Linked DNA regions of Mus musculus: region 1 is linked to region 2. The links are chromatin loops, found by intact Hi-C in ENCODE. Cell type or tissue: left cerebral cortex. All regions are shown on one strand. Each heading gives the region's core, and the rest is flanking DNA. Links, peaks and the distances in the headings are about the cores only.

Evidence for each region. A loop is a pair of places that touch in the nucleus more often than their neighbours do. Peaks named below come from ENCODE experiments on the same cell type or tissue, not always from the same donor. Only the 100,000 strongest peaks of a DNase experiment are listed, where the experiment ranks them.
Region 1: a loop joins it to region 2, with 2.5 times the contacts of the local background. A loop is called at or near these places in 21 of 42 quality-filtered maps.

The regions. Positions count from the first base shown.
Region 1 is chr2:164,511,172-164,525,812 of GRCm38, forward strand. No RefSeq gene overlaps it. Among named protein-coding and RNA genes, the nearest start is that of Pigt, 21 kb to the left of the region's middle. In left cerebral cortex, for the core only: CTCF peaks have their summits at 6,872 (motif pointing left) and 9,863; DNase peaks (open chromatin) are centred at 4,947, 6,854, 7,446 and 9,836.
Region 2 is chr2:164,453,123-164,467,763 of GRCm38, forward strand. Sys1 (SYS1 Golgi-localized integral membrane protein homolog (S. cerevisiae)) reads left to right here and starts at 7,849. Exons shown (of 4, transcript NM_025575.3): 1 at 7,849-7,998; 2 at 8,171-8,407; 3 at 10,179-10,246; 4 at 11,236-12,388. The coding sequence starts at 8,246. The coding sequence ends at 11,476. It also overlaps a transcript of Trp53tg5 not described here and a transcript of Dbndd2 not described here. In left cerebral cortex, for the core only: CTCF peaks have their summits at 4,075, 7,675 (motif pointing right), 8,364 and 8,566; DNase peaks (open chromatin) are centred at 2,979, 3,980, 7,795, 8,100 and 1 more place; H3K4me3 peaks cover 2,067 bases; H3K27ac peaks cover 1,806 bases.

The sequences.
Region 1 (14,641 bases), core at 2,591-10,590, 58 kb after region 2:
TTGTTCAGCCAAACTTCCAGTTCCAAGCTGAGCTGCATGTGGCTCCTGGCAGCCCTGCCCTGCCAACACCGGAGTGACGGGACTTGGGGACAGAGCATTTCCTCTAAACTCTCTAAGCTGGTGTGCACCTGACCATGGTCTTCTCCAACAGTGTAGCACAAGGCAGTGGTATCTGGGGAAAGGGCTAGGGGTGCCCAGTCAGGCACTTGGGCATGGTGAGCCAGGCTAGAAGATGGGGTAGGTGGGAGGAAGAAAGGAAGGCTTCTGTCCCGAGAACTCTCAGGGAAGGACTAGGGAGGATGAGGCCCTGAAGACAGGGAGTAGCTCTTCACAGTTTCTGTTTACCTTGTAACCTGCCTCCATCCTCTTCATTAGACAGACGTCAGCATCTTTCACATGCCTGCCAGGATAGTGCAGGACACTATAGTGGGTTCCTTGTGGACTATAGGAGTCAGAGAGCTCTGTCTTTGCTTCTGTTCATCAACCCCACCCCCACCCCCAAGCACTAAGAATCTACGAGTATTAATTTAGAAGAAGAAGAAGGGCTGGAGAGATGGCTCATCGGGTAAGAGCACTGACTGCTTTTCCAAAGGTCCTGAGTTCAATTCCCAGCAACCACGTGGTGGCTCACAACCATCTGTAATGAGATCTGATGCCCTCTTCTGGTGTGTCTGAAGACAGCTACAGTGTACTCATATAAATAAAATAAATCTTTAAAAAAAAAAAAAAAAAAAAAAAAGAAGAAGAAGAAGAAGAGGAGGAAGAGGAGGAGGAGGAGGAGGAGGAGGAGGAGGAGGAGGAGGAGGAGAAGAAGAAGAAGAAGAAGAAGAAAGAAGAAAGAAGAAAGAAGAAAGAAAAAGAAGAAAGAAGAAAGAAGAAAGAAGAAAGAAGAAAGAAGAAGAAGAAGAACAACAACAACAACAACCACCCTAGGGAATTCTATGTTACACGCTGTGTTCTGTCTTGGAGCAGGTAAGCTGCCAGGCAGGGACAGTCACCAAGCACTGGCCTCTTGTTGAACAGAGGCTGACCACGTACTGGACTAAGCTCCTTACAAGTAACTCTCTTCTCATAACAATCCTATGAGGTATTATGTTTGTTTACAGATGACCCTAAGGGCTTAAGGATCCTTAGTCTGTGAGAAATGGGGCAGGGATTAGAGCTCAGACAGCCTGATTTGTAACCCGTGCTCATACCACCGCAGCCCCTTCAACAGGAGAGTGAGCCACTACCCTAGGTAGAAAAGAAGGAAATGCCTATGCTAAGCCAGTAAATGAGAATGTTCTAGCGAGGTCAGAAGGAGAGGGAGAGGGAACTAATTTGAGAGGCACAAAGCTGGCAACAGCTGCCCCTGCTGGGTGTTCTCAGGGAAGGAGGCTCACGGGGGGGGGGGGGGGGGGGGGGGTGCGGCGGCAGTGCAGGTCCTGTATAACCAGAGTCTGAAGGGATCGGCCATGGAAAAAACCCCTTCCACCCACAGCAGAACCGAACAGGAGGCACAGAGGTCTGGATTGAGGCAGGGCCTCTGCCTGGGCAGGAAAGGCTGGGAGACAGAGGAAAGGTGGAGCCACCCTTGCTTAGCTTATCTCATAGTTTCCAGAGTCCGCTTGGTCTGTGCTCCTGCCTCTGGTACCTCCTCCTCCATGAAGCCTTCGCTGTCCCTTTCCGTACCTTCAGTGGTCATATCTTCAAACGGGCTTCTACAGTCATGCAATAACTAGTTCACTCACCCACTGGTCTTTCTGGATTTCTTTTTTTCTATCCATTCTACTCAGTCAACAAATATTTATCTAGTATTGGCTGTATGCTAAGCAATGTTCTAGGCACTGGGGACCTAGCCATGAACCACGAAGGGAACCTCCACACTCAGCGAAGGAGGCAGATAGTAAACACATTATGAAAAAGATTAAGCAAGATGCCTGTGAGGTCACACATGGGAAAGGCCTCCAAAGGGGTGACAGCAAACGGGTAGATGGGGCTCCTGTCTATTTGAGTCAAGCATCTCAGCTTGGGCTAGATCCACAGTAGGGTTCCATCCTCTCTTCACTCCCCTTGGAGCCTAGGCCAGTGCTCTTCCTGGTGTGATTTCACAGGATCCAGTGTGGTCTTTGGCAAATCCAAGAGGATACCAGGGCATGTATAATGTGTAACATTGAGGAGTAGCCCCAGACACCAGTGTCATCCCCAAAGACAAGAGTGTCATGGAAATGACAGCATGGAGTCCCCAGTTCTGGCTTCCGTTTGATCTGATGTAGCTGTTTCCCAAGCAGCAAGAGCAAATGGCTAGACCAGGTGCAGGACCAGAAGCGGTGATTGGGAAAGGGAGGGATCCCCATGCCCGGTCAGGGCAAACCCACATTCATTGTCAAAGAATGTAACAATGGCCCTTGTCCAACCTTAGAAAGAAAGGAAGCTGACTCACGGATGAGCCCTGAGGACATTATGCCAACTGTGGGCGGAGGAGTGGAGTCCCACCCAAGCTCATGGAGACTCCCCGACCTTCTTCCACTCCCTCTGCAGGCTCTTCTCACACGTGTTTCCTGCTAGGCAGGAAGAGCATTCAGGAGCTTGGAATGGAACGGCAGGTGAAAAAACAGTAGTTCAGGCTCTGGGGAGAGTGCAGACTCTCCAGAGCAGAGCGCAGTTCATCCTGGCTCCTAGGAGACACCCCTCCCGCCCACCTCTCCTAGGAGGGAAATTTGCTTCTCTGTCTTCATCATCTTTCTGAGGGCAGTGAGGGTTTGTGGGTAGGGGGTGGGATGAGACAGATTTGATGGCCCTAAGAGCTGTGACAGCTCTAAGTCATTTTCTGGGATAGACCCAAGGCCCTGTTAGAGTCTCCCGTCAGCTCTCTTGGAGTACTAGAGGAGACAGGTTCAGAACAATCTTGGCGCGAAGGTGACACAGCAGCCATGTTGCAGCCAAGGCCACAGTCTTCAACTGCACGTTGCCTTCATTCTCCACAGAGGACAGACAACCAGTAGTCCTTTGCTGGCCGATTGGTGGCCTGTAGCCAGAACAATGAGGTTGGATTGTTCCTCGAAGCCCTTTACACTTGTCGTCCTGTGGGCTCCTTACTTCATCTCTGCCACCGCATGGCATATCATCCCTGCCAGGGTAGCCATCCTCTGAAGGTCACATGGCCATTATCACCGTCACCACCACCCTCGCATGTTTTAAAAGCCACGACTGGAATAATCCATCCTGCGACCACACCTTAGTAACACATCTCTCCTTCCCATCCTTCCCACCATCACCAACTTGTGGCTTTTGTTTTGTTTCAGTGTGGTTTTGAGACAGGGTCTCAAGTATCCTAGGTTGGTTTCAAACTCACCATTTTAACTTCTGATCTTCTTGGCACGGTCTCCCGGGATTGCAGGCCAGTGCTACCGTGTTAGATTGACGTGGTGTCGTGGATTGGGCCCTGTTCACGTTATACCTTAGCAATTGAACTGCAAGCCCAGCCCTGTGGTGTTAACATCTGCGCAGCACCTCTGCCCCCTCACCAGCATCCACCGTCTTAGCCCCCGTATTACTCTGCACTTCCTGGAGAATCCACCCAACAGATGCAGGACTCTAGCAGATTTCCTCGGCCTCAAATTGTTGGCACTGCGCTGGCAACTACCGTGGGTGAAGTTCCCACTCACTGGACATCCAATTGTAAAAGTACCGACAGTGACTGACAGCTTTTATCAGGAGCCCACATTAAATAAGGAAGGGCAAGGAGTGTGTGTGTGTGTTTATAAATCATTGCAGGTTTTTTTTTATTTCTTTAGTTTTATTCATGTGTGTGTGAACTTGCATGCAGATGTGTATACTGGATGCATGCCGTGTTCAAGGCCAGAAAAGGATGTTGTATACTCTGGAACTGGAGATCCTATTGTGAACACATTGTGAACTGCCAAGTGGGCGCTGAACCCTGAACTCTGGTCCTCTGCAGGAGCAGGCCAATGCTGACTGCTGAACCTTCTCTCCAGCTGCCCTACCCTGCCCCACCCCGCCCCAACCCATGCTTTGTTTGCCTTTCCTTTCCTTGTCTTTTTTTTTTTTTTTTAAACCTACTGGTTAATTTTTCTTTCTGAGCCCCTTGTCTTTGTCAAGCTTTGGCCTAGACCATACTTTGCATTATCTAACTAGCCCTCCAGAGGACATATTATTTCCACAAAAGAAGAAACTGACCTTCAGAGAAAAGTTTGTTGATTTTACAAAAATCATAAAACCTATTAGTTGAGGAACTAGTTTTAAATCCAAATACAAGCCGGATAGAGACCTGAAAATCCCAGCTACTCAGCAGGCTGAGGCAGGATCACAACCACCAGGCAGAAGACAAGCTGCTGAATTCTGGGATATCAGTGGCTCATAGTTCCACGCCTGGATTGGGGCCTGGAATATACACCTGCCGCAGAAGAAGAAGTGGCCCGATACCCCCGGGCCTCTGGGAAGAATCTCGCTTTGCGTTTTCTAGATGAGCAAGGGATGCGAGCTGAGCCAGAGGAACGGGACTCCTTGTCCTGGAGGTGGGGTCACTGCCTTTGGAGGAGCTTGTGATGGCTTCTGAACAAATTTCATAATGCCAGCCTCCTCCAGCGAGCCAGTCTTCAGACTCACTATTGTAGATGAGGTTGGAAATGGTAAGTGACTTCTTGGGGCCTCAGTTTTCCTGTCTGCAAAGTGAGTGGGATAGATAGGCCCCAGAGGGAAGACAGGATAACAGCAAGGTCCTGAGGGACGACAGGACGCCTCCTGCCCTTCTGTTATTGTTGGTCTCCATCCAGAGCCTCCCATCCAGTTGTCTCAACATCCCCGGGAGAAAAAGCAGCTCTTTGTGTTTGGTTTATTTAATTAATTTTGAAACAACGTGTTTATTGTCTTGCATGAATGGCCGTACTTATTTTAAAGGCTCTGGCCATACTGACCGGCATTAGCCAAAGCCCCAGCTGTGAGCTGGTACAGATCTGTTCTATGGTTTCCACTCACCAGACTCATGCTCGGTACGGACAGTGCTACCCTGGCCTCTTCCTTATTCCAACTGGTGTCAACATGTTCCCTGTGATGTCCCTGTCCTGAATCTGAGGTCTGCTGTTCTCATGCCTGCCCCAGAGCGCAGTCTGATGGCTGCTTCTGCAGGCTGCTCTGTAGCTTAAAGGCACTCTGGAAAAGGGGTGTGAGTCTCAGCTTGGTGGGATTTAGAGTCACCTAGGAGACACACCTCTAGACGGATCAGTGGTGTCAGTGAGGGCATCTTCAGAGAGGCTTAACTGAAGCAGGATGGCCTAGGGTGGCACTATGACAAGGGCTGGGGTCCTCCATGGGGTAGACAGGAGAACGGGAGCCGAGCACCAGCAGCAGTTCTGCTTCCTGACTAAACCCCATGTGATCAGCCACTTCTCACTCCCGCCATGCCTCCCCCATCCTGACGGACTGCATCCCTTCAAACTGTGAGCCAAACGCAACCCTTCCCTGAGTGCTTTGAAAGATGAGGCACTACAGAGGGCATTCCACGGCGTGCCTTCTCCCTGTGGTGCCTTGTCTGGGCTGAGCCTCTTCAGTGTTCATTTCTTCAGTTGGCTGCTTTGGGCTGTGGGCCAAATTTTTCACAGGCATTTCCTTCCACTTTGAATCATTCAGTCCAAACTTGTAGCCCCGGGGGAAACACAAGCCTGTATCATTTTATCTCAGCTGAGACATTGAAAGATTGAACGGTGACAGCGGCTGTGATTTTCTAAGGATTCATCATTTTGTACTCGATAAACGGACACTTTCCTCTGCTTAGGGACTTTCCCGTGATAGCTATACTGTGTTCACCTTTCGTTCCGAGCACTGATCTGACATGGGACCAAATTCTGAATATCTTGGGGCCTCTGTGCTCTGAGAAAGCTATGCAGCCAGAGGAGGCCACACGTAGGTATTCCTGGCAAGAACCTTTTTATCTCTGTAATAGGAGCCCCTGGGTGTGTGAGGGGTGCTCTTATAATCTTGTGGTCTGGGAGGAAGTGCAGAGCCAGGTGCACGCTGCAGTGGCCTTTGAGCACCTGGTGCCTTGGGATACTGAGTTGGTGATGCAGAGTGAATGGGAGACGGGAGCAGTCCAATAAAGGGAACTGAAAAGCAAATAAATAAATAGAAAGAAAGAAAGAAAGAAAGAAAGAAAGAAAGAAAGAAAGGAAGGAAGAAAGGAAGGAAGAAAGGAAGAAAGGAAGGAAGAAAGAGAACTTTCTAAAGATTATTGCTAGTTTTTAAATTCTAGGGACCAAACCAGGCCCTTAAACATACTAAGTGTATACTCCTCCATTTAGGTACACCGCTCTTCTCTATAAAGATCTTGAGGGTATATTTTGTAGTCCTCTATGTTAATAATCAAGTATTTTAAAGAATCTTTAAATTTGTTAAGGATCTGTTTTCTTTTGTTGTTTGTTTTTTGCTTTTGTTTTTTAAAGAGTGTGCCTGTGAGTGCTTTGCTCACAGAGGCCAGAAGAGGGAGTCAGATCCTTGGAGCTGGACAGTTATGTGTGTGGATCCCAACCAAAGTCTGAGCCCTCTCTCCACCTCCCCAGCCCCTCCCCACCTCACCCCTGCTTTGAAGATTTTTAACAGTTCCCCCCCCCCCATACTCAGAGGGACCTGAAAATGGAGGTGAGCCCGTCTCTATGAGATTTTTGCGTGTGTGTGTGTGTGTGTGTGTGTGTGTGTGTGTGTGTGTGTGTGTGTGTGTGTAATGTCGTCCAATAAGATTCACAGGAAGCCCACTAAACAGTCAGGACCTAAGAGGCTGGGTGGATTCTCCTCTCTGCAAGTTACAATCTCCTCACGGGGCTTTCTAATGCGGGGTGGGGTTTGTCGCCCCCTCCTGGTCAGACTGGGGAATGGCAGTCCCCTCAGGCTTTGCAGGACCCACTGAGGGGACCAGAGGCTGTCAACCAGCACCAAGTGGGGCTCCTCTGCCATCAGAGGAGTGCTTGAGCTGGCTGCAGCCCATCTCCGCAGCCTCGGTTCCCCAACTTTGGTAGACACCTCATTCTTTCCATCCGAAGCAGGTTGGTTGGCGGCTCTGAGGCTAAGGGAAGAGGTGGAAGTATCCCCGCTCTGAAAACCGCGCTGGCTTTCTGTGCCTTAGGTTTCCTCATCAGGCCGGCAGAGAAAAGAGGGATTTGCTGTGTTGGCCTGCGGTAAGATCCAAACTTTTCTCTTGGGAGCTGTGAATTATTTATCGTTTTCAACTGCAGCCCTCTGTGTTCTGTAGTCTCAAATACCTGTTTTAATATTCAGGGGGTGGGGATGGGTGAGTGTTGCTTTTATAAACCCCATTTTGTAAGCTCAGAGGCTCAGGCCCCAAGACACTAATCTGCCAAGACTCCAGGTCCACTTGACTGTCTTTTCTCTTTCTTTCTAAAGCTCCAGGACAATTTTTATTCGCGTTTGAGACGAACACCAGGCAAGCAAGCTGTAAACCTTGGCAGCTGCCCAGAGGAGGGAGATGGAGGAAAGAAAAAAATCACAGGGCTTGAAAGCAACCTCCTGGATGGAGGTGGGGGTGGGGGGTAGCTTCAGAGAAACAGCGAGGAAACCCAAGGAAGGCAGGGCCAGACTTTGGGAGAAGAGAAAGAAGTTACATTTCCCAGAGTGACCCAGAATGCTCAGCTCACAGTGGCAACCCCACTGTGACTGACCACTTGGGCTGTCTTATCTACCATTTTTTTTTTTAATACTGTGAATGACAGTTCCTGGAAAGAACTGCACGTTCCTTGGAGCCTTCTGCAAGGCTGATGAGCTGCTCAGAGCCGCAGTGATGTGGAGCAGTTGGAATGTGGCGAGTCCAGAATCAAGCTATCCTGGGGCATCTTTTTGCTCCCTTTATGGCCGTTCATTATACTCCTCTGCATATGACTTAACAACTTTGTGACCATTAGGTAAATCCTTTGGAATGTATGAATAGATCTCTACCTTAGCTTCCAACCAACCAAAGGGCAAAGAATGGCAGCTGATAGCATCTGAGGCCTATGTGGTTTCCCCTGCTTTGCCGTGACCCCCTTACCTAGTGTTCTTACCAATGCCTTTGCAAGTGCTTTGATTTATGACTTTGTTTGTTCTGTTGCTATAAAAACGTCATCGGACGGTTACCACATTCTGTGACTGGCCCCCAGAACTTAGCACAACTGACACCATAGTAGAGGCGCCATACTGATCTTAAAACCTAGCACATAGGCCTCCCAAACCTGCCAAAGTCGGAACAAAGACCTAATCCATCAAAGACCTGGCTCATTGTTCAGAAAAGTCCCTAAAAGAACTAACCTTGCTTTCTGGCTGGCTGAAGTGTGACAACCTGGATGATGTAATGTTGTGCATAAAAGACCCAGCAAGGGCTGTTAGAGTCGGGCTGCATGGTTTGGGCAAGTGGTTTGTGCAGCTGCCAGCCAGCAATAAAGACTACTTTTCAGCTTTAAGAGTGTCCATATGGGGGCTGGAGGGATGGCTCAACAATTAAGAGCACTGACTGTTCTTCTGAAGGTCCTGAGTTCAAATCCCAGCAACCACATGGTGGCTCACAACCATCAGTACAGCTACAGTGTACTCATATACATAAAATAAATCTTTAAAAAAGAGTGTCCATATGGTAGTCTCTGGTGGGCTTGCCTTGTAACAGTTGGATCATGGAGTTTGGGGTATCCCAAATCTGTATTGTTGGCTCTATAATAAGGTAATTTTCTTCCTTCCTTCCTTCCTTCCTTCCTTCCTTTCTTTCTTTCTTTTTTTTTTTTTTTTTTTTTTTTGGTTTCTCGAGACAGGGTTTCTCTGTGTAGTCCTGGCTGTCCTAGAACTCACTCTGTAGACCAGGCTGGCCTCAAACTCAGAAATACACCTGCCTCTGCCTCCCAAGTGCTGGGATTAAAGGCGTGCACCACCACCGCCCAGCTTGCTCGCTCTTTCTTTCTTTCTTTCTTTCTTTCTTTCTTTCTTTCTTTCTTTCTTTTTTCTTCCTTTCTCTCTCTCTATTTCGTTCTCCCTTTTTTTTTCTTCGAGACAGGGTTTCTCTGTATAGCTCTAGCTGTTCTGGAACTCACTTTGTAGATCAGGCTGGCCTCAAACTCAGAAATCTGCCTGCCTCTGCCTCTGCCTCCTGAGTGCTGGGATTAAAGGCGTGCACCACCACGCCCAGATTTTCTTTCTTTCTTTCTTTCTTTCTTTCTTTCTTTCTTTCTTTCTTTCTTTCTTTCTTTCTTTCTTTCTTTCTTTCTTTCTTCTTTTCTTCTCTCTATCTCTCTTTCTTTCTTTTCTTTCCTTTCTCTTTCTTTCCTTCTTTCTTCCTTCCTTCCTTCCTTCCTTTCTTTCTTTCTTTCTTTCTTTCTTTCTTTCTTTCTTTCTTTCTTTCTTTCTTTCTTTCTTTCTTTCTTCTCCTCTTGCTCTTCTTCCTCCCCCTGAGACAAGGTTTCTTTATGTAGCCCAGGCTGTCTTGGAACTTGCTCTGTAGACCAGGCTAACCTTAAACTCAGAGATCTGCCTGCTGCTGCCTCCCGAGTGCTAGAATTAAAGGCAAGTGCCTCCATGCCCACATCTGCAAGGTCAGAACCTGCATGGAAAGAGACCTCAGAGGACTCTTACACATCTGTGAAGTAAGTGCTTCTGCTGAGCCTTTTGACCCCAGCAGCCAGAAGCCTGAGCCAATGAAGAGCCAGGCAACAGATGTGACCCTGCCTCCTCTCCTTCCTCACTCCTCCCCAGTCACACCAGTTCCCCTCAGCTTAAGTTTGGAAAGTCTTGTCAGCCCTCTGGCCACACAAGAGCCTGGCCAGGTCAGGAACAAGGCTTGCTTCTGCTCTGACGCTGCATCAGTTCTTGTCCTTTTGCTCACCCTAGTGGCCGGGAAGGGTGACACCAGCAACCCATGGCTCACCTCTGTGGTCAGAAAAATAAGGGTGCTTCTCTCCTGGGCTGATCCTGCAATCTCTGCTCACTCTTTATCCATGCACATCTTGTAGGCAGGACAAACTGTAGGCCAAAGGTTTCGTGGGTGGGTTGGTGTCCCCACCATCCAGTGGAAGTCATGCGTGGCTACAGGAAATGGCTGTTTCAGGTTCCATATCCCCTATTGATATGAGCCCCCCACCCCCATAGATTCCTGGGAGTTTCGTAGGAGACAGGGGAAGGAGGGGAAGCTGAAATCGGGATGTAAAATTAAAAATTAATTAATTAAAATAAATAAATGAAATGAATAATAGAAACGAGGATGCTTCTTGGACTCAGGAGGCAAGGGGAGAGCTTGGGGAGAGTCAAGCTCTATCTGGATATTTAAACTTTTAAATATTTAACCCATCCATCAATTAACTTTGAAGTGTATTCTTTCTCTGTAGCCTAGGCTGGAGAGGCCTGCAACCCTGCTTGCTTTAGTCTCCCAAAGGCTGAGACTCTTAAGTGTGTACCACCAGTTCCAGGTTCTCCCTGGACTTTTCCTGGAGAATCAAGAAGTTTTAGCTCTAAGGACACTTCAGGACTCTAAGAAGTTTATCTAATCAAGCACTCCTCAGAAAGCCTAGGAGGACCCCCAGCTTCCATCCGAGGCTGTCTGTATTCTTTGTCGCTGCCCTTCCCTGGCTGCAGTCCCTCCCTTGAACCTCACTGTGGTATGATAGAAAATAAAACAAAACAAAAGAGAAGAAAAACAAATATTCGAGCTCTGTCACCAGTTCCCAGAAAGGTTCTCCAGGGACTCGCCGCATTTACTGGTTTGCATATGCTAATGAGATGACTCAAAGCTGGAGCTGAAGAGCCTCCGGATGTGGGCTGGTTGCTGAAAACCCGCAGACAGGTGGTTAAAGCTTTAGCAATTTCAACCCCGCCCTTCATAATCTCCAAAGAAGCCCTGGACTCCTGAGATGGAGTTCAATTACCAATAGCCAATGAGGGACGCAGTCATACCTACGTAACAAAACCTCAGTAAAGCCCCTAGCTTGTGGGTTTGGAAAACCTCCAGGTTGGCAAACACAACCCTGTGGTTGGAGGGAGGCGCTCCCTGGAGACACCGTGGGAGCTCCCTTGCCCCGTGCGTCTCTACATCTGGACTCTTTTAGAGTTGTGTCCTCTAATTGTAACCTAGACACTGAGCGAAGTGCCTTCCTGAATTCAGCAAGGGGATTATCAACCTGAGATGGCTTGTGGAACCCCAACTTTTAAATACTCAATAGTCAAAACTAAGACTAGCCCCTGGTACTCACAGTGGTACCTCGTAAAAGCATCTGGCTTGCCAGTGGCTCAGTTTTCATCACCCAAGGCGGCAGAACTGTGTGGCGGCCACTACCTCAGAGACTGAGAAGAGTCTTAGAAGAGTCTGGCGGTTTCCAGCTGCTTCCTGAGCCCTTGGGCTGTGGGGTGGAGCCTTTGGCCGTGCATGGTGGCACACGCCTTTAATCCCAGCACTACAGGAGCCGTGGGAAGGAGCTAGTGAGCAAGCTGAGAATGGGGTTCGGTACTCTAAATCCAGGGACCTGCCTGGAACAGTTTTCTTTGGTGTGACTTTATTTAAAAGTGGAACCTAATGATGACAGAAGTCCCAAAGCCACAATCTCATAAAAAGCATGGATTTCAGTCCTTACAAAAATAGGACATCTTCAAAATTCATGGCAACCATTTCCCCAAGGCAATAACTGTTCCTTTAAAAGTATCGATCTGCTAAGGCTGTGTCATGTCTGTGTTCTATAAGTACTTATTCGCTTTTTAAAAACCTATCACTCGTGTGTATGCCTGTGCAATGTGAATGCATGTGCATTGTAAAGCACAACTCTGAACGTTGTAGTGGCAATTTTTTTTTTCCAGACTGTCCACAGCAGCTGATTGTGATTTGCCTCGTGCTCTAGCAAGGGCAGAATTTTTCCAACTGTAGATAGTTTCTGCAATTGTGTGATATTTGGAATTCTAGAGCCCCAGTAGGTGGGGTGGTGGGTTGTTGGTTGGTTGCTTATGGTTGTTGTTGGTCTCAGTTTGTTAAGTAGTCATACACAAAGAAAAAGAAAGAAGAAATCGGATATCCTGAGGGCAAGGATGAAACTTCCTCCAAGGAACTCCACATCCCAATCAGCAGGAAGTAGTCTAATGGTAACATCACACCCTTTTTCTTCTATCCTGTTTTCTCTCCCCTCTAGTGTTAAGGAGTTGAAAGGGTGGGAAAGGGGTGAAGGGTGAAAGAAAGAAGAACCCATAAAGTAGCAAAGGCTACAGAAGATTCATTCTCCTTTCACTGTGTGCCATGGGAGTCAAGCCCAAGTTGTTCAGTGTGGGAAGCAGGTGCGGCTGCATGGGCCAAGATGGCACTCTGGCCCATTGCCAGACCCCGTGAACCCCGCATGTTTACTGCCTTGCCTGAGCATGCGCAGTGAAAAAGCATGCATATTCCTCGTGATCCGGATCTGTCAGCCTATCTGTGACCTACCTGAGCTCGTGCCTGGTGTGTGTGTGATTCTGATTGGATGAGGTGGTGTGGAGCAAGATGAGGTCAGTTGCCGTGAGTATAGGAGAATAGCCCTTGCTGCAAGAAGGAGGAGTAGAAGAGGCTGCTGGGGAAAGAGCTGTAAGGGGAAAAGCACCAAGTAAAGAAGTTGCTGCGTGAACCCGCCTTGGTGTCTGTGTCGTTCTTATCTCTGTGGGTCAGAGACAGTGGCAAGTGGTGGCCCGTACAGGGAACTCATCGTGTTGGTCAGCAACAATGGTAAGTAAAGAAGCCTTTGAAGTTTTTGGTAAGAGCAGCGGTAGGAAAATTTTGGTAAGAGCAGCGGTAAGGAAATCTTGGTAAGCAGCGGTAAGTAAAGACAGGCTTCCCAGAAAAAAGGGGATGGAGCATTAAGGTTCTCAGGAATACAGACGAAGGGAATTAAAGAAAGCACAGGTCTGTCAAGTTCCCGGGGGTGGGGGTGGGGCGGGAGGGACGAAGCATTAAGGATCTCAGATATAGAGACAAAGGGAATTTCAGCACGGGGAAATTTTGGTAAGCAGCAGTAAGGAAATTTTGGTAAGCAGCGGTAGGTAAAGAAAGCATAGGCCTGACAGGTTCCCCGGAAAAAAGGGGACGGAGCACTAAGGATCTCAGATATAGAGACAGAGGGAATTTAAATGATATGGGTTCAACTGCGACTAAAATGAAAGTAAAAATGTTAGTCATCTGGAACTTGGTCAGGGCGTGCTTGAGGGATGCCAGTGGAAAGTACAATGCTGAAATAGAGGAAGGAGCAGCTGCACTTGAGGAGGCTAAGGAGATTGCACCTCAGGCTAGCCGCCGAAAACCTAAACAGCTTAGACAACAAAACAAAGATAAGAAAGAGAAAAAGGAATCTAGCTCTGAAGGGCCTACTAGTGACAGCGACGGGACTGATGGTGACAGTGATGTCTATAGTCGGATGTTCCGCTGGAGTTTGAGGCACAGTAGGTCGCCCGAACCATCAGCCCCTCCATTGCCTTCTCCTCTCCCCTATAAAGATGAGGGAGACAAAAGGGGAAAGCGTAGTCTTCATGTAAACGTCTGGAAAAATGTGCCTGCCATTTGCGGGGGCCTTCCCAGTATTTCAGGACCAACAGGGGCAACGGTATCATGAACCCCTGGATTGGAAGGTTGTACAAAGATTGAAGGAGTCAGTTTCGACTTATGGGGTCCAGGCTGCCTTTACTGTAACTCAGCTTGAGTCCCTACAGCGGTACTGTATGATATCTTTTGATTGGCAGAACCTCTGCAAAGCCGTTCTTTTGGGAGGAGGTTATTTAACATGGAAGACTGCTTATATTGAGCATGCCATTGAGCAGGCTGTGGCTAATGCTGCCCCTGGACTTCCCAATGCAGCCTGGAATATAAACATGTTAATGGGGCAAGGGAATTTTGCCAACAGTCAAACAGGTTATCCTATACAGGTTTATGAGCAGATTAATAACTGTGCTCTTAGAGCTTGGAAGATGCTATCAGGCACTGGAGACCTTGGGGCCAGCTTGTCTAAGGTGATACAGGTACCCAATGAGAAGTTTGCAGACTTCCTAGCACGACTAGTGGAGACATCCGGGAGAGTATTTCCGGATGTTGATGCTGCAATGCCACTGGTCAAGCAATTAGCCTATGAGCAGGTCATTAAGCCCTGCAGAGACGCCATACACCCTTATAGGAGCAAACCACTGGATGTATGGCTAAAGGTTTGCCGAGATGTGGTGGACACTCCACTGACCAACCAGGGGTTAGCGGCAGCTATAGTTCAGGCTCAAAGGCAGACTCCTCGTCAGGGTGGACGGCAGGGGGGATGCTTTTCTTGCGGGCAGCCAGGTCATTTCAAGTGAGACTATCCTAATAAAGGAAGACAGGAGATTCAGACAGGCGTGCGGCAGCCCAAGTTATGTCCTCGCTGTTGCAAAGGAAATCATTGGGCCAGAGAATGTCAATCCAAGTGGGATGTAGATGGTCACCCCCTAACTTCTCACTCCACAGGCGCTAGGCCAAAAAACGGAGTGCGGGGCCCCCAGCCTCAGGGCCCACAAATATATGGGGCCATGCAGCAGACTCCCACACCATGGCCGAACCTTCAACACATTTCTCGGCGCAATCGTCTACGGGCGTCCCCAGAAGAGCTACAACAGGAAGTGCAGGACTGGATATCTGCGCCACCACCAGACTCATATTAAC
Region 2 (14,641 bases), core at 2,926-10,925:
GAGGAGGGACTCTTTCTGGCTTGCATTCATGTTGGATCCCACAGCCTAGCAGAGCGCCAGCTACTTCAGCTACTTAGGAAGTACTCAGAGAGAGGTACTTGTAGGACATGGCAGGCGAACGAACTGATCTGCTCCACACTGTGACCTCTTCACTCAGGTCCCCTGGAATATGTCCCTCTGTTCATGTCCCCCGATGCCATAAGTTAACAGGAGCAGGTGCGGTTACCCGCTGCTCCGTCTCACCAGCCCCTTCATGCTTTTCATCACCTGATATTAAAATATGACATCACCGCCTGCCTTGCTTGTCTGTGGCTTCCTAAAGCTAGAGTGTTCCTCTTGGTTAACTTCGTTCGTTCGTTTACATCAGTTCCTGGCAAACAATGGATGCCTAGTGAATGTTTATCAAATGAATGAGCGACTTCTAAAAAAAAAAAAAAAAAAAGTCTGAGTCCTTACAGTTAAGAGCAAAGAGTCATTTCTAGGCAGAGACAGGGAGTTACCTCTAGGACAGGGTCAAGAATCAAGCTACGAGCCCAGGCATGAAAGCACATGCGGGTAATCCCAGCCCTTGAGTGGCTGAACAGGAAGATGCAGAGTTTGAGGTCCACCTAGACTACATAAGGAGGCAGCCTGGGCTATCCAATGAGGCCTTGTTTCAAAACCAAAGTAAACCAACCAACGAACCAACCAATTAGAAGAAGGAGGAGGAGGAGGAGGAGGAGGAGAGGAAGAAGAAGAGGAAGAAGAAGAAGAAGAAGAAGAAGAAGAAGAAGAAGAAGAAGAAGAAGAAGAAGAAGAAGAAGAAGAAGAAGAAAGCTTGTCATTCGAGGGGAAGGCAATTGTTTGAGAATATGTTGCCTGCCTCTTTTCCTTCCCAAGGTGTCTTAGATATCATTAACTCGGATAGGTAACCCCTGGAGCAGAGTCCGGTATTTAAGAGAAACAATACCAGCCAACTAGAGGCCCAGCCACTTACTGGCATGCCTGGCATTATCCACCCCTTAAGAGATGTTTTGCAGAAAAGTCTCCGTGATAAGGCTTAGAAGACAGAACCCTCTCCCCCTGGCCCTCTGTGGTACAGGGAAGAACTGGAAACTCGCAGGCTGCAGGCAGACACAGACTCTCCACACTTCTGAACTGTATTACCCGTTGTTTTGGTTTGCAGCACTGGCAATGGAATCCAGAGTTTTGCACATGCTAATGGAGTGCTTTACCTCTGAGAGATGCCTCTAGCCATTGTGGTGCCTAATTTTGATCCTGCCTGCTGAGGAGACATACCTTATGCGGCTGGCTGACCTTGAGTGATTGCCCCCTCTGAGCTCCAGTCATCTGTGAAATGGGGACAATATTTATGCTCACCTTGCTGGGGGGAGGGGGGGTGAACATAGACAAGGTTATGTAGGTCAGAGTTTTTTTGTTGTTGTTGTTTGTTTTTTGGGTTTGGTTTTTTTTTTTTTTTATGTAAACTGTAATGTCCAGTGGACTCTGTGGGGAAGAGGTGACTTCGTCTAGAGTCGAGCTGACTTGGGTTGGAGTTCAGCGCTGCCCCTTTCTGGAGGCCTCTGGGTAAGTAGCACCCTTCTCTCAACCTCAGGTTTCTTATCTGCTACGTGAGAATACCAATAGTGTGCCCTACTCGAAGGCTTGTTTTAGAAATCAAATAAGGACCAAAGGAGATAAGAGAAGCCTCTAACATACAGTAGGCACCCAGGAAATGTCCCTTCTCAAATGTGTGCACACACATAGCCCTTAATGCAGTCAGGGTAACAAAGTATTCTCAGTTTGGAGGAGAAAACAGGCAGCCAATGAGCAACCCCCGCTCTCGTTTCCATTCTAAGAAAGGAACTCACTGGCCAAAGTCCAGGACAGTCAGTGATGTGGAGAACAGGAACCCATGCCAACCTCCCACACGGAGTTTCCAAAAAGTGTGAGCGCAGCATTGCGTAACCTGTCCTAGGACGTGCCTTCAGAGAACTTCCACAAACTAGTCCCCAAAAGGAAACGTGAGCAGAGCCGTGGAGTAACCTCCGGAGGGAGGAGGATGGGAGCTGAAGTGTGGGGTTGAGATTGGAGAGAGAAGCCGCTGGCCCTGGTGCCACCAGTTTGTCCTCTGAGCTATGCCAGAGGCTGAGACAGGAGGATCACAAGTTCAAAGCCTGCCGGAAGTACAAAAAGAATTGCAGAGTCAGCCTGGGCTACATAGTGAGACTCTCTGCCTTCAAATAAAAGGTGAAAATGGAGACAAGGAAACTTGTCCATGAGACATTCTCCAGGTATGCACAAGGCCTTAGGTCTAGACCTCAGTACTAAAAGATGGACACAGAGAAAGAACCATATTTATTGAGCTTCTACTATGTCCTGGGCTCCAGATTAGTTCTGTCTGATACTTATTATAGTAAGATCCTTGTCTCAATCCTGAGAGCTTAGGTATTTCCACTCCCACATTCCAAAGGAAGAAATAACTGCAGTAATGAATCCTGCCAACATTTACACAACACTGACTAGTTATCCGGCTAAGAACACATTTGATCCTCAGCACAGCCCACAATAGGGGTGCTACTGTGATCCCTGTGTTATGGAAGAGAAAAAAAAACAATAAGATGGGGCGGGGGAGGGGGTGAAGTAGGTTCCCCAAGGTTACCAAACGAGGCAGTAACTGGAGCCAGGATTTGACTCCAGTCCCATGGGACCTGAGTGGCTTCCCAGGGTGGATCAGAAGGTGACCCCAGTACTAGTTGTCCTTATATGCTTGTAGTTAGGCCCCCATATGGGGAATGATGTAAGTGACCAAATGACCAGACACTCAGAGGACAGTTTGTCCCAGCTGGTGGCTGTTTGCCACTTCTGCCTCTGACCCAAAGTTTGAATTTCATTCATAAGTTTGTAACCACAGACTTGGCAGTGTGGGAAGAGCCCTTGGGGACCAGCTATTCTAGTCCGACTCCCCCGTATTACAAATGGAAAAAAACCCTAAAGCTTAGTGACAACCATGGACACATCAAGGTCACAGAAAATTTTTCGGTTGGATTGGGGGAGTTAGTTTGGGGTCAATTAGAGAGCATCTTCTAGGGTTGCCAAATATGTAGCTCTGACTCACTCTTTTAAAGTTGTTGTTGTTGAGACAAGGTATCTCTATGTCTCCAAGCTTCCTGTAACTTCTGATCCTGTCTTGGCCTCTAGACTCCAGAGTGTACGGATCACATGCATGTATCACTATGCTCAGTTTGGGATTAGCTTTAAATGTATAGATTTTGGACTGAAGTGTAGCTCAATAGCATAGTGTTTGTATAAATGTAGGAGGCCCTGGGTTTGATCTTTAGCACTGGGGACACACACACACACACACACACACACACACACACACACACACACCGCCATATGCTTGTAGAAGTTGGGCAGTTCACTTCTCTTAGTCTCTCACTGTGTGTGTCCCAGGAAGTGGACTCAGGTTTTTAGGCTTGGCAGCAAGTGCCTTGGCTTGCTGAGCTAGCCATCTTTCAATCCTGACACTAATCTCTACACTCAGCTTTTGTAGAGAATCCAAATATGCCCTGTTTCTTAAGGAGCTCAGATGGGGCCCACCAGGGGACTTGCCCAAGGTCAAATGACAAGTCAATGACATTTCCTGGACCCTTTGATCAAATGTCAAAAATAAGCTAAGGAGGCTGTTGAAGAGAACTGTCATGGGTCTCTTAGCCCCTAGTTTCCTTGCTGGAGTCAGGTTAGGACATAGGTGGCCTTTCCTCAGACTCAACAAGGTAGGAACCCAAAAGCTGAACCCTCAAAGGGAAAAGGAAACAGCAGGGCAGGAAAGGATGTACCCCACTACTGGGGCTTTCCCAGAGGCAGGCTCTGAGCTGCAGGAGTGACATCAGACGGGATCTGTTTACACAGTCGCAACGCTACCGTGAGTCCTATCTCAGGATGAGAAGGAACGCTCCCGTGGGGGATGAGATGGGGTGGACCCTAACCCAGCTGTGGTGTGAAGGGGATGGATCAAGTAAGGACTGACCTGCCTGAGGGAACTAAGCAGGGAACTACATTTCCCTGCTGATCTTTCTCTAGAGCTCCCCCATCTGTTCCCTGATCTGTGCTTCCTAGGCAGCGTGGGGGAATTTATGGCTCCTTTTTCTTTTACTACAGTGCCACCCTCTTCTTCCTTCTTTCTTTCTCCTGTCATGTGGAAAGGAATTTGGCGCTTGCAGCCACGTAGCCTTTGTTTAAGCCCAGTCTAAGTCACCTTCCTCTCCCTCCCCCTCTCCCCCTCTCTCCCTCCCCATCTCTCCCTCTCCCCTTCTCTCCCTCTCCCCTTCTCTCCCTCTCTCCCTCTCTCCCTCTCTCCCTCTCTCCCTCTCTCCCTCTCTCCCTCTCTCCCTCTCCCCCTCTCCCTCTCCCCCTCTCTCCCTCTCTTCCTCTCACCCTCTCTCCCTCTCCCCCTCTCTCCCTCTCCCCTTCTCTCCCTCTCTTTCTTGTTTGTTTGTTTTGTTTTTTGTAACAGGGTTTCTCTGTCCTGTAACTTGCTCAGTACACCAGGTTGGCCACAAACTCAGATATCCTCCTGCCTCTGCCTCTCTGCCTCTCTGCCTCTCTGCCTCTCTGCCTCTCTCTGCCTCTCTGCCTCTCTGCCTCTCTGCCTCTCTGCCTCTCTGCCTCTCTGCCTCTCTGCCTCTCTGCCTCTCTGCCTCTCTGCCTCTCTGCCTCCCTGCCTCCCTGCCTCCCTGCCTCTGCCTCCCAAGTGCTAGGATTAAAGGTATACACCACCACCACTGCTTGGCCAGCCTCGGTTTCTTCACATTCAGCTGTCTTGGGCTATGAGATTTCCATCACTCATGTGTGTCCCTGACAGTCTCACAGACACTGAGTTCTGCAAGTCTGTGAACTGGAGGAGTCTGAACACTTATGCTGAACTGAACTGAGGTGCCTCAAAGATGATGGAGCAGAGGAGTGGCTCAGCAATCCTCAGACTAGAGTCCAGGTGAATTATTTACAGTTTCCGACTGTAAGAGAAATCACGTGCCCTGGCTAGAGCCTTGTTTCTTTACTTTTGTCGAGAGTCCTAGCAATTCTAAGTGGTCACGTGACCATCGCTGCTCTTTGAAAAGTCTGATTAGCAGCTATGTGGGGCCTTCGGGAAAGTTCTTAGACAGTGTCGATTAGATGTTGGAGAATGTTCATTCACTCCAACTCCTCATTTCAGAAATAGGGAAGGGCTGGTGAGATGGCTCAGTGGGTAAGAGCACCCGACTGCTCTTCCAAAGGTCTGAAGTTCAAATCCCAGCAACCATATGGTGGCTCACAACCATCTCACAACCATCCGTAAGGAGATCTGACTCCCTCTTCTGGAGTGTCTGAAGACAGCTACAGTGTACTTACATATAATAAATAAATAAATCTTTAAAAAAAGAAAAAGAAAAAGGGAAGCTGAGGTTTAAAGAGGGGCGCTGCTTTGTAGTCACACTGCTAGCAAGCAGCAGAGTCAGCGCGAAAGCCCACAGTCTTCCTCAGAAGTGTTCACTTCCCTTCCCGTGCTCTTCTGTGGAAGTGGGGAGCTTGGGTCTCTGGGAACAGAAATCAATTCAGTCATGGATTTGCCTTTGCCCTTTTCTGTTCTTGATTCATTCAGCAAATATTTGCCAACTGTCCACTACTCACTCTCAGAGAAGGCGGAGATCGAAAATGAATGTGGAGGCAGGCAAGGTCATGGCGTGATTTCAGAAGCTGTGCTTTCTTCTCATTGGATGAGCCACCTCAACACCCACTCTCCTGCCATCAAATGTAGCCGTGTCTGAGCACAGGGCAATGTCTCATGTGTCCAAACCTGCCTAGCCTCCAATGGACACAAACCCACCATTGCAATCCCTGGAAACATTGAATTATAATGTCTCCTTTGCTGCAGTATGGCACACACTTTTAATTTCAGCACTTGGGAGGCAGAGGCAGGTGGATCTCTTGTGAGTTCCAGGCCATTCTGGTCTACAAAGCAAGTTCTAGGAAAGCCAGCAGTGTGATTACACAAAGAAAGAAACCCTGTCTCGAGAAAACAAGAACCAAAACCTGTTTTGCCATTAACTTTATTTAATTAACTAATTTATTTATTTTAGGTTTTTGATTTTTTTTTTTTCAAGACAGGTTTTTCTCTGTGCAGCTTTGACTGTCCTGGAATTCATGCTGTAGTCCAGGCTGGCTGCAAACTTACAGGGATCCACCTGCCTCTGCCTCCTGAATGCTGGAATTAAAAGTGTGCACCACTACCATCTGGCTAACTTTATGTTTTTAAGAGTGTTTGTTAGCTGGGCAGTGGTGGCGCATGCCTTTAATCCCGGCACTTGGGAGGCAGGGGCAGGTGGATTTCTGAGTTTGCGGCCAGCCTGGTCTACAGAGTGAGTTCCAGGACAGCCAGGGCTACACAGAGAAACCCTGTCTCCAAAAACAAGAACAAAAACAAAAGACAGTATGTTGCCCCTCTTCTCTGACCTTTAGTTTAAACATGTGTATAATGGGAGCAGAGGCCAAAAGAAAAAAAAAAAAGAGCCTGAAAACTCTGTACTAAAGAAAGAAAACACTGAGAATCTAAAATGAAAATAGTCATTTTTTAAAATGTATTATTTCCTTGGGAGTCCTTGGGAATTCCATGTGGGTCTGGAATATAGCAAGTTTCAGACCATCCAGGGCTACATAGTGAGACTGTAAGACCCCTGAAGCTGGGCCTCTGCTCAAGTCCCAGGATGAGTTGGCCAGCACCCCAGTGACCCGAGAGAAAACCACACCTGATGCAAACTGCAAGAGGTTTTATTATTAGGTAGCTGAGGATGAAGTCCCTCTGCTGTGCAGGGGCTGGGAGTTGACCCTGAGCGGTGACAGTAGGGGGCTTTTAACAGCTAGCTGGGGAATTGGGAGGAGTTGGGAGGAGAGTTCTTCTCTTCCGGGTGTCCTTGGTGAAATTTACAAGGCAGGAGTGGGGAGTGAGTTCTTTCTGAATTTTTATCTCCATGTCCTCGGCACAGGAAGGCAGGCATCTCTGGTTGTAAAGTATAGAAACAAAAAGGCTTTTTGCTGGCTATAGAGAACAAAGAGCTTCTTTCTGGCTGTATTTTAGAGATCGGGGGAAACAAGCTTGGGGAACGTCCAGGGGCTTTACCTTCCAGGGAGAAACGCTCTAAGTCGGGGTCCCACGAGACTCTGTCTTTAAAAAAAAAAAAAAAGAAAAGTTCCCTTTTGTTAAATTTAAATTGTTGCCGGGTGTGGTGGCGCATGCCTTTAATCCCAGAACTTGGGAGGCAGAGGCAGGCGGATTTCTGAGTTCGAGGCCAGCCTGGTCTACAGAGTGAGTTCCAGGACAGCCAGATCTACACAGAGAAACCCTGTCTCGAAAAAAAACAAAAAAAAATTTTTTTATATTGTTATCATTGTATTTCTATGAGTGTGATAGTCAGATGATAGCTTACAGGAGGCAGTCAGTTCTTTTCTTCCAACATGTGAGTTCAAGATATAAAATGGTCGTCAGTCTTGGCAGCAAGCATCTAGCCCTCTAACCATCTCACCATTCCTCAGTGAATGCTATTTTATTTTATTTTTTATTTTTTATTTATTTTATTTATTTTATTTTTAAAGTCTAGACCTTCCACCCCTTTCCCTCCTAGGAATGGACCTGCTGGATTTTAAAAATCTCCCTCTAGAGGGCGCGCAAGACCCACGGTTTTGTGCCTCATTTCCGTTTGCCTTCATCCTTCATCTTACGCATGTGCAGAGTTTATTTCCGGGCTGCTCGCAAGGGCCCCTTTGGATGGCGTGTAGGGTTCATCCACTGCGTCTGCGCAATGCCCCTCGGTTGCCGTCCCCGGAAGCTCTCCCTTCCCAGGAAGCCGTGGGCCGCAGCTATTCGGCCTCTCTAGGCCGGCGGGTCCTCCGCTCCATGGTCCTGTCTGTCAGCGCTGTGTCAGGAGGCCAGTGCCGAGGTCCGGTCGCGCTCCGACGCTTCGACCCTCGAGCCGGTCGCGGGTGAGTGAACCCGGGAGGAGCCCGGCGGTCGGAACGGGTGGGTCCGCCCGCCCCGCCTCTCCCACCCGGGAATGGGCTTGCTCCCGGGTCCCAGGCCCTCCTCCCTCCCTCCCGCGCCGTTACCAAGGCGACGGCCGGCCCGCCGGCTGCAGCTCCCTGTGTCTTCCCGCAGGTATCCCGGCGGCCGCGGGACGATGGCGTGGTGGCACTGACAGGCGCGGGCGGCTGCCGAGCCCCGCGGGCCGGCATGGCGGGCCAGTTCCGCAGCTACGTGTGGGACCCGTTGCTAATCCTGTCGCAGATCGTACTCATGCAGACCGTCTACTATGGCTCTCTGGGCCTGTGGCTGGCGCTGGTGGACGCGCTGGTGCGCAGCAGCCCGTCCCTGGACCAGATGTTCGACGCGGAGGTAAGCTTAGCGGAAAGGAGTGGGGTTTTGTGGTGGGGCACCGCCGAGCTCTAAATCCGGCTGGGCCAAGTTCTCATTTTGTGGACACTTTTTTTTTTTAAGAAGGGATTTCAGTGTGCGCTCCCCGCGCGACCCCGGTGCCCATCTGTAAAACGGAACGACGAGAACAGGGAAGGAGATAGAGTCTAGGAAGCAAAGTAGTGATCTACAAAGTTCACGCTCAGGAACTGCGCGTTCGAGATACAAACAAGCAAAATCTCATAGGGTTTTAAAGAACCTTACAGTGTTGTGTTGGCTGCCTATGCGCTTAGCCTCGTAGCCAGCTCCGCAGCTTGTGGCTAGAGGTTGAACACACATGGCAGATACTACAGTCAACAGACTTGTGTCCCGGGCAAACATGATGTCTCTTTCTTGAAACCCTCTAGAAAAATGACTTCCTTTCTCCCAGCTGAGCTTGTCAGGAGCCACAGTAAGAAGAGGGATAGACAAAAGGGCATCCGTAATGATGAAGTGGAAACTGTTAAGACTTGGTGTCAGATAGGTCCCTTTAAATTCCTCTCTGCCCTGTGACTTGGGCAAATGTTTCCTCTCCCGTCTGCAATATCACACTGTTGGTACGAGGTGGTGAACTGTTCAAAGAGCCTGCTGTGCTTAGGGTCCAATCTAGCTGAGAGAACTTGAAGAGTTGTTTTGCCTTTCCAATCCCTTTTATCCTCTGCAAAGTGAGCAGGATAATCCTGTCATGTTACCTATAGTAAAATGTTAAAAGGCCCAGAGGGGTTTAAGAATAAGAAAATGCTTCGTGCCGGGTGTGGTGGCACACGCCTTTAATCCCAGCACTCGGGAGGTAGAGGCAGGTGGATTTCTGAGTTTGAGGCCAGCCTTGTCTATACAAAAGTGAGTTCCAGGACAGCAAGGGTAACACAGAGAAACCCTGTCTCAAAAAAAAAAAAAAAAAAAAAACCAAAATGCTTTGTGAGGTATAGTGGAAGCCTAAGAGGTTGCTAAGAGGAGAGACAGTGATAGTTGATATGAACAAAGTTCTTGGTTCGGGAGACCTGGGATGGAGTCCTTGTGTTTGCTACTGTTGTTTGCATTGGCCTTTGGGTAACTAATTCTGTGGAAAGAGACACTAGGAGCTTTGTGAGATCATGGATGTCAAAGGCCTTTGCAAGCTGAAGTATGGCACAGGTATTTAGTATTTGGTAGTACTCTGTCAACAATAAGTATCTCAAACATAGCAGATGCTGAGTAGTGGCACCTTGTGGGTGACTCCATCCTTCTTGTAAGGGCCAATGGGAATCAGGCTTTGTTGCAGAGTGGCCTGATGTCCACAGCCTGAGTTCAGCCGACGGCTTTGGAAGGATGAGATACTAACGGGCTTTTGGTCATGGTTATTCAACTCTGCCCCTACAGTGTAAAAGCAATCCTAAACAATATGTCAGAAAATACTGTGAACTGTGTTTCTGTGAAGCAGAAGCCTGACCTGTGGAGCCACAGTTTGCTAAGGAGATTTCCTAGACTTGATTCTTGCTGTCTAGACAAGCTATTGCCTCAGGCAACTTCCCTAAACTCTTGCATCTTTTGTAAATGGAGAATAGTAGTCTCTCCCCATATACCATGAGGTTCAAATGAGATCCGAGTGGATGCGTGTGAAGAGAGCATGGTGTCTCCTGTCCTCTGAGAAGAGTGCTCGTGCCATCGGCTCTGTGCTGGGATCCTGGCTGTGCAAAGCCACCTCTAGCATGTCCCCTTTGTGATTCCCCTTCAGATCCTGGGCTTCTCCACCCCTCCAGGCCGGCTCTCAATGATGTCCTTCGTCCTCAACGCCCTCACCTGGTGAGTATCACCAGCTCTACTATCTGTCTTTCGGGGTCTAACTTCCTAAACTTAAGCATGAGGCAGGCTGGCACTTCTTCTTGGGAGTAGTAAGATGGGTCAAGAGTGTGTTTCTGTGGCCTGGCCCCGTCATGGTCTCCATTGTTGTTCTGAATTAAGTACAAAGCTCAGCTGTCACTGTATGTGCCTGATGGCGTTCTTTAATGTAGTGTGAGGTAGGGAAAGAATGACGCCAGGCACCGGGAGAATTGGCTTACACTCTTCTCCTGTGCCATCGCTTGAGTTACTTTCCTCTTCCTCTCCTGGCCCCAGGCTCCCTGTGTATACCAGGGGTTGGACTTGTTAGCATCCTAGGTCTCTTAGGACCATTGCTCATCTTTTAAGGATCAGTTTAGCATAGGGACCAAGATCTTAGACTTAAGAGCAGTCTCACTTGGCTTTGAACCTTACCCACTGGTATAGTGACTTTGGATAGTTTATCTGCAATTTGGTCATCAGTAAAGTGGGGCGAATCCAATCACTTAGCTCATAGCTGTAAAGTGCTGTTAATTCATAGGAAGTACTTCAAACAATATCTTGTCCTTTATATTCGGACTTTACGCTGATGGTGGGGAAGTATACAGATTTCTGGCTTTTCTTGATTAGTGGGGAAATGGATTGATTCCAGGCTGTAGTAAGATTTGCCTAGATGTACGTAGCTTTTGTCTGCATTTTACGTAGACCATGTATACTTTCCAGTACCCAGCAGTCTGAACCATTCCTGGGTAGCTGTTTGTCATCAAACTCTCCACCCGACCTCCCTCTGTCAACCACTCTTGATCTTACCCAGTAGGTTTCTGTAGGCATCTGATTAGGATGACCCTTGCTTCTCACTTACCGTGCTTGCTTCTGATCATCATGATGTCATCCTAACTGTCCCCACTTCCCCAGAAACCTGATGTAAGGCCAGGACAACCCAGTGACAACTCGCTGCTATCCTCTCCCCACAGTGCCCTGGGCTTGCTGTACTTCATCCGGCGAGGGAAGCAGTGCCTGGATTTCACTGTCACTGTGCATTTCTTTCACCTCCTGGGCTGCTGGCTCTACAGCTCCCGTTTCCCCTCGGCGCTGACCTGGTGGCTGGTCCAGGCTGTGTGCATTGCACTCATGGCCGTCATCGGGGAGTACCTGTGCATGCGGACGGAGCTCAAGGAGATCCCCCTCAGCTCAGCCCCTAAGTCCAATGTCTAGAGTTGGGCCCTTTGGACACTCTGCTGGCACTTGGGCCCCATCACCTTGGGCTGCTCAGACCTCCAGATGGGGTCTGGCCCAAGTCTGAGCAGAACCCTGGAAATGTGAAGTCTGTTGGTGGAGAGATAATGAGGTCCCATCATAAAGGCAGGTAGCAGCCATGATCACAGATGTAAGAATGGCCTCTGTCTGCCAAAGCCTTGATATCTGGAGGCCAGTAAGGGACCTCATGGAGGGTAGTGGCAGATTTGGAACCATGTCACATGAGCCATCATACTGTCACCAGCCTGTTATTTTAAAAAGAAAAAAAAAAAATCAAGGATATCTGATTGGAATAAACCACTCTTCTCGTTGTCTGTCTTATGCCCATGACAGCCAGTACCTTTGCTGTGTTGCCAAACCACAGGGATTCTCTGTGGAGAAATACCTGATTTCTGGGTCCATAGCCACAGAAAAAGATGTAGGTACAGAGTGCTAGGCTGCTGACAGGACGTCGAGGGGAGGAGGCATCAAGCACAAGAAAAATGCATGGCCGTGCCGTTAGACACACACACACACTTTTGTGTGTGTCCAGGACCCATGACTGTCTCCCTCCAGTTCCCTGTATGGACTCTGCCTTGCTGTTGTCACTCAGCACAGCCAGAGACAGGACCCAGAGAAAACCCCAGCATCCCTCCCAGCCTTCCCTTCATAATAAAAGCCATTGTCTGCTCTCTGGAAGTGAGCAGGCAGCCAGCTTCTACTGGACCTCAACTGTGGCAGGAGTTTCTGTTTGCTGTCTTTTGAGTTCTGTGATAGGGAGGGTGTACTAAAGGTGCTGGAGGCTCACCCTGCTAAGCTTTCTTCCAAGTGGTTTCCTCAGGAAGGGCTGGCAGCTGTCCTTCCTAGGTACATAAATACACTATTTTCCAATCCTTTGGCTTGTACTTAAGTCATTGTTGGGACCAAGAGAGATCAACTGTGCACAAGAGCTATAAATAATTAGTATTCCTTCATTCCTGAGCCCCAGAGTTATTTCTCCAGGTAAAATACTAAATGCCAGAGTAAGTGTGGTAGCACTACCTTGCCCTAAGACTTGGGAGACTGAGGTATGGGGATCATGAGTTTGAGGCCAACCTGGGCAACATGACAAACTCAAGGGTTAAGAGTGAAGCCCTGTCTCAAGAAAACAGGCAAAATAACTATATCTCACCCTCCACCTGCAGCTGCCTCTACAGTATCTGGTGTAAACTGCCACACTCCCCCACCCCCACCCCCCAGAGACACACACTTGTGATTCCTGAACTGTGGCATACATTTTTTTGTGAAGCCTCTTTGGTTTCTGGAGCTTGTCCAAGCTAGCTGAGGATCACAGCTAAGATGAGTTTTGCTTCCTGCACAGAGAGCCCTTCTTGCCTCTTGGCTCTGCTCGGTAGAGTGAGAATCTGAGACTGAAAATATTCAAAGGCTAGGTGAGCTAGGGTGAGGCCCGGGGTTAACCCGGGGTTGGGGCCACACTGGCTGCAGGGCCTGGGCCCAGCTAGATTGGTGGGTTTCCTCCCTAACACAAACTCTGAAGACATACGTGACAGTAATGAATGATTTCAGCAGTTGAGTGTGGCTGCTCCCTTAAGCTGAGGATTCTGTTGCTCCAGGCAGGAACATCTCTTATCGGTTTCTCTTAAAGGCTGTGCCAGCTTTTCCTGCATAGGTTTTTGTTTTGTTTTGTTTTTAAATGAGAAGCCTGTGTCCTTTGACTGCTAATTTGATTTTTAGAAATTGGAAAATCACCAAAGGAACCAAGGTGGATTTTTTAAAATTTCTTTTTATTCCAATTAATATGATGACTGAGCTGAGTAACAGTTGATTAAAGATTACATAACCTTCCCCAGAGGACAGGGAGACAGGTCTATCTCCATAGCTAACTGGCCATCCCGCCTATCTGAAGTAACAAGTTTCCAGTTCAGGATACCCTGTCTCAGGATAGTAGGCAGAGAGTGAGGGGGGGGAAATTCCATATCCTGCTCTGGGCCCCGCACGTGTGCATGCCCACACTCAACCTGTACAGACACCATATGCATGAAACGCATGCGAGATCTGTGTGCAGTTTCTGAAGCAACAGTGCGAATGGTTTAGAGAGATGAGTTCCAGGCTTCAGTAGCAGTGACAGCATATCATCTTAATATAAATGCATCCACGGGGTGCTTAACAGGTGTCTGTCTAGTAGTGGGCCAGGGACTTGCCTCTTCTCATGTGACAACTTCAGTTGGAAGTCCCATCATCCGTATCTTACAGATAAGGAAACTGGAGCTTGTCAGCCTCGGGATTTGGGCTCTGGAGGTGACAATGCACTCTTGCACAGAGGGCGGAGATTAGGATGTGTAAGTTCTGATTGGTCCAGCAGTCTATAACCTTATAGTCAGGCCTTCAGACCTCACTGTATAGCTCTAGATTAGGTTGAACAGAGTTTTACAAGCATAACAACCTCTTCATGAAAAATGGGTAGGCGGTGCATAAGGACCACAGCTTATCAAGTGACAGAGGAACGCATGCCATGTGTGTCTTTCCAGAGGATGAAGGCTGCAGTCTAAAACAAACCTACCTCCAGCTTCCTGGTGAATGAACATACCTCCTCTGGAGACCTGAAGTCTTGGCCCTGCCTCTCCCTTCACTCTGCCTAACACCTGAATTCAAGAGACATGTGGAGACTTGTGCACTTGCCGCTCAAAACAGTTAACCCCAAAAGACAGGTGAGGTGGGGTGGAGTATGGCTCAGAGGAAACCTACCTCCTCTTCTAGGCAGCCCCGTTTTGATCGACTACATGGAAGTCAGAATGCACTGGCAGACATCTTGGAGGGAGGGGTTTGAGGGAAGGCCCCAGGTCCTCCTAAGTCCTGAAGGAATCATGACTCATAAAGGCTCTCCTGGAAGCTGAGTTTCTGGGGCTCTCCTCTGTGGCTTTGGGGTGACTTCCTTCTTCTGACCCAAGGGCAGTCAGAGAGCAAACATCACGGCTTGTAGGAGAGTGACAAGAGCTAAGGGAAACTGTTGTGACAGGCGAGGGGCCGTGTGTCCTGGCACGTCCTACTCAGTGGGACCTGCCGTCTGGAGGACTAGGAAGCTGCATGGGGTGACTGAGTCGAGGCCAGCTTGGCTGGAGTGCGATTGTATCTCACACTCTAACC